2 separate regions of the Homo sapiens genome follow, and region 1 is linked to region 2. A link is an interaction called in ENCODE POLR2A ChIA-PET data of the cell type or tissue named here. Cell type or tissue: CD4-positive, alpha-beta T cell. All regions are shown on one strand.

Region 1 (2,500 bases), 360 kb before region 2:
TGGCTGGCCCAGGGCTCATGATGACCAACTATCTCAGGGATGAGAAAACTCGGCTGCACAGGGGTTCCCAGGGTTGAGTGCCTCACTCCAGGTGCCCATCTCAGGAAAGAGAGGGTTCTAGAATGAGAGCTCAGGTCTCAGTACACTTCTGATTTCCCTATTCCAAACCCCACCACAAACTTCTGCTGGGGATTTGAGTGAGGGACCTCGAAGGGCTTCTCCATTCCTGGTTCTAGAAGTTTCTTTTTCATTCTTGAGTCCCATTTTCCTGCGTCCCTGTCTGTGCCTCATGCCTCTGTTGAGCTCTGTCATGGGCAGTGAGTGCCGAGAAAAGGCCCGTCTCTGCTTTGAGCCCCTCAGGAGGTGCTTCTGCCTCTTGCTTCCAGCTTGTTGTGTGATCTTTGTCGAGTCCCTTCCCCTCTCTGGGCCTCGTTTCTCTGGCCTAAAAACAGGAGCTGAACTCCCTTCCTGTGCCGAGGCTTCGCAATCTGATTCCAGATCATGTTTCATCACGAGGATGAGCAGCCACAGTCCGGAGAGTCCTGTTCTTAGGGGTGTCAGACAGCACCCAGATGGCATCCATCCCAGGCGGACGGTGGTTTATGGTGTTGGTGCTTGGGAGGACTGAGGAAGGAGACAGTGACTCAGACTGGGGATGCTGGGTGGATTCCCTGTAGGAGGTTGGGGGGTCCCTGAAGGACTAGACAAGCCATGATGGGAGGGGCTCGGGCAGGGGCTCAATTCTGAGTGTGAGAAGCCCGGGGAGAGGGGGCAGAGTGTGTAGGGAATAGAGCAGGCATGAGGGCAGCTTCAGGTTGCTGCCGTGTGGTGCACACAGGGGCATGTAGGGAGGAAAGAGGAGACTGTCTCGTCTGGAGAGGCTTTGGGCAGGCAGTGAACACAGGCCCAGGGCGAGGGCACAGTGATGGATGGAATATTTGGTAGCATCAGTAACCACCAGGGCTGCAGAGTTCTGCACACTCAGGCCCCGAAGACCTGATATCCTTCCTTTTAGAGGTGGCCAGGCTTGGTAGTTAAGGACTTGGGGCCAGGCGCGGTGGCTCATACCTGTAATCGCAGCACTTTGAGAGGCCAAGGAGGGTGGATCACCTGAGGTCAGGAGCTCGAGACCAGCCTGGCCAACATGGCGAAACCTCATCTCTACTAAAAATAAGAAAATTAGCCGGACCTGGTGGCTCACGCCTGTTATCCCAGCTCCTTGGGAGGCTGAGGCTGGAGAATCGCTTGAACCCGGGAGGCGGAGGTTGCAGTGAGCCGAGATCGCGCCACTGCACTCCAGCCTGGGCAACAGAGTGAGACTCCATCTCAAAAAAAAAAAAAAAAAAAAACTTGGGTGGCACACCAGTGATGGGCGCTCTGGGAACTTACTGAACCCAAAGCCTATTTCCTCAGTGTTAAGAGGGAATCACAACTACTGGCTGTAGCACAGCAGCCACCACAGAGCCAGCCACACACTGGGTCTCAGCAGCTGGCAACTGTTGCCTTTATTAGAGTGGTGGTTAGAAGATGCCACCTGGAGCATCAAGACAGGAGGGGCATATGCGCCCATGTCACCCCTCCACTGTCTGCAGGTGTCCCTGCCTGGAGAGCACGTGTGGAACATGCCCCTTTTCTCATGAGCCAAATGGCTTCCCGTCCGTGACAAGCTCCCCAGTCATGTTTCTGGATAGACCTTGTTGGGTGAATCTGTGTGAGTAAAAAGGAAGTGGGCTGTTCTCCGGAGGGCAGGGCTGCAGTGGTGGCCTGGGCTGGACTTCTGGAGCCTTCTTACCCCATGGGGCCCTGTTATTCTACACTCAGTTAGCAATTTGTGGTCTGGGCAGAGCTAACCGGGTGTGGACATGCAAATCGGACAGGTGGAGAGAGAACAAAAATAAACCCGTGGGGCCAGGCCAGAGGCTGAGAGGCCTGGAGGAAGGTCAGGGGGACACACGATGACCAGGCAGAAAAAGGCTGAGAGAGTAGGGCCACAGGGAGAGCCGAACTAGGAAGCTGACCTGGGACAGAAGCAGGGAAGAAAAGCATTGCCACAGCTTGCCTGATGCGTCGTCAAGAGAACACAATTTCCCCTTCAAGACTTGAGTCAGGGTGCTTCCTAGAATTCTAAAGATTCTTTCTGCCCCTTCACCCTGCTTGGAGCACCAGGGCTGTGGCAGTGGGTGACGTTCCCAGCCAGGTGCCAGGGGGCAGGCAGCAAGAGCAGCTGGGCAGGGGAGGGACGTGCCCAGGGCTTGCCCTTTGTGGAAGCCATATCTGTTTCACAAGCCCTGGGCACAGGGTAACCAGAGTTGTATTCTGAGCAGAGCCTTGATGATACTAAATGAACAGCATGCAAATGATGTGTGAAATAATATGCAAATTGGCATCTGTTATTTTTGAGTCAGCTTGTTGGGCATTTTTCTTAAAGGACAGGAGTGCTGCTCAGTGTCAAATTAACAGGAAAGTCAGCTTAAAGGACACTCCTTGCAGGGACTGAGCT
Region 2 (2,500 bases):
TGGGCGGATCACCTGAGGTCAGGAGTTCAAGACCAGCCTGACCAACATGGAGAAACCCTGTCTCTACTAAAAAAAAATACAAAATTAGCCAGGCATGGTGGCGCATGCCTGTAATCCCAGCTACTTGGGAGGCTGAGGTAGGAGAATTGCTTGAACCTGGGAGGCAGAGGTTGCAGTGAGCCAAGATTGAGCCATTGCACTCCAGCCTGGGCAACAAGAGTGGAACTCCGTCTCAAAAAAAACAAACAAAAACTGCAAACATGATGTGATTCTGTATTTTGTAGTAGAAGACTTTCTCAACAAGTTCTACAATATTGGAGCCAAGAATTTAATTACTAAGCAGTAATTATAAATTACTGCTGGCTGGGTGTGGTGGCTCACACCTGTAATCCCAGCACTTTGAGAGGCCGAGGTGGGCCGATCACCTGAGGTCGGGAGTTCGAGATCAGCCTGACCAACGTGGAGAAACCCCTGTCTCTACTAAAAATATAAAAAATTAGCCGGGCATGGTGGTGCATGCCTGTAATTCCAGATGCTCAGGAGGCTGAGGCAGGAGAATCACTTGAACTCGGGAGGCAGAGGTTGTGGTGAGCCAAGATCGTGCCATTGCACTCCAGCCTGGCCAACAAGAGGGAAACTCTGTCTCAAAAAAAAAAGAAAAGAAAAAAAAATCATTGCTGTGTAAACCAAGCCATTCAAGGCAACCACCTAAAACCAAAGACTAATCTTGTAACTTTTCAAGTCAGAACAATTCCAGTTTGTGAGCTAAGCAGTCACTCTGTCATTCTTAGTGTCAAACTTTTCCCTTTTAGTCATAATTCTCTTAAGTTGATGTAAATGATACTTAAATAAAAATAATATAGATTTATTTGTGAACTTTATGTCTTCACCTAGTTTTCCTTAAACAGTCTTCCATCCATAATGAGAAATGTAATTGCTGAATGCTGACTCAAGGGAGCCTTATTTGACTCTTGTGGGTTTCATGCCTGGGAAGAGTAACTGGTCCCACATGAAAGACTTTGTCTCTTCTGTTTAGAACAGATTGAAGAGCTGTCAAGCTCAGGTTCTCTAAGTATAGTCTCAGAAGAGTTGAGCAGAGAGTAGCAGCAGCACACTGGAAGGGCCAAGACAGTCTTCAGAATGAAAACGAGCTGGAACAGGAAAGCCTGGCTCCGCTTCCTGCTTCTCTGCTTACAGAGATAAGGCCCTCCGTGTGGGGAGGGTGTACCCTGGCCAGGCTGTGACCCTGAAGGTCACTGGACTGTGACCCCTAATGAAATCTGTGAATGAAAGGAAGTGAAAATGAACTGTCAGAGTTTTAAAAAACATCAGAGCCTTGAAAGGAATAGGGAAAAGAATTTACTTTTACATAAAATTGAGGAAAAGGATTTTCTTAAAAAAAAAAGTTTTATGCTTAATTGTGATTCACCTTTCTTTGTCCTTGGGTTTTTATTCTTATCTTTCTCTTTAACTGAAGTAGGTAGTTTATACCATACATCTGTTTATTTGGAGAGCTGCACTGATAAGAGGAAATGTGCTGTGATTTTATAAAAATGAATATAATTTTGGGGGGTTTTTTTGTTTTTTTTTTCATGTAATTCCCACAAGAGCTCTATAAGCTAGGGGACTACAATGCTGTCCCCCTTGTGACAGGGTGACAAAAAACAAGATCAAAGGGATTGGGGCTTGCCTGTGTTAAGGAGACATTTTAAGAGACAGAGCAGGAATTAGCACCCGGATCTCCCACTCCACATTGAGTGGTCTGCCCCTGACACCACATGGCGTTCAGGACACACTTGAAATGCCGTTTGCAAAACCACTGTAAACTTCACCCGTAAGTGAGGCACCTTTCCACTCAACCAAGAATGTTGTCTTCAGAAGTCAGAATTGTCCAACATGGAATAAATGTAATAATAATCGCTAGCATTTAATATTTGAGTGTGTATTAAGTTCCATGCTCTGTTTTAAACAATTTCTGAAAATAAATTCATTTAGGAATACAAAATTAATATATTCAGTTGGCAAATAAATTCAAATTTATTAAAAATCCAAATTACTAACTTTCTAAACTAGTGATCTAAGTATACTTTGGTCTTAACTTTAAAAAAGTTGTACTCGTGGATTTTAAAGTTTCTTCATTTAGAATATATATCACAAAGCACCTTCTCAATCAGTGTAGAGACTCTACCTCTTATTCTACCCGTAGGTTACAAGCTGGACAGAATAACAGGAAGTGAGTTTATCGGAAGCTAGAAATAAAAGATTTGCTGCTGGGCTTTTGTTTTTTGTTTTTTAAACCTTTTACTTTTTTATTCAGTTTGCTCCTTGTGTACCTGATTGTCAAGTCCAAGTTCGGAAATTTCCCGTCTTTCTTGAGAAATGAGAGTTTTTTTTACTTGTTTCAGCATTTCTGAAGATGGAAAGGATTTTAATGAACACAGTTGAACTGTGGAGTGGTTAAATCTGTGTTGCCATTCTTTGCATTGCCTTTTTTCTACCG

What was found. ChIA-PET counts read pairs that join two places held together with the same protein. Peaks named below come from ENCODE experiments on the same cell type or tissue, not always from the same donor. Only the 100,000 strongest peaks of a DNase experiment are listed, where the experiment ranks them.
Region 1: POLR2A ChIA-PET joins it to region 2 with 10 read pairs; 3 of 35 experiments call an interaction of 5 or more read pairs at or near these places.

What each region holds. Positions count from the first base shown.
Region 1 is chr1:154,859,801-154,862,300 of GRCh38, reverse strand. All of the region lies in intron 1 of KCNN3 (potassium calcium-activated channel subfamily N member 3), which reads left to right. Among named protein-coding and RNA genes, the nearest start is that of KCNN3, 9.2 kb to the left of the region's middle. RefSeq lists enhancers at 1-230, 1,774-2,068, 1,895-2,374, 1,898-2,500. In CD4-positive, alpha-beta T cell, no CTCF peak of the experiment used is centred here; no DNase peak of the experiment used is centred here; H3K27me3 peaks cover 530 bases.
Region 2 is chr1:154,495,844-154,498,343 of GRCh38, reverse strand. The region is part of intron 2 of SHE (Src homology 2 domain containing E); the gene reads left to right. Among named protein-coding and RNA genes, the nearest start is that of TDRD10, 5.1 kb to the left of the region's middle. In CD4-positive, alpha-beta T cell, no CTCF peak of the experiment used is centred here; no DNase peak of the experiment used is centred here; H3K27ac peaks cover 275 bases.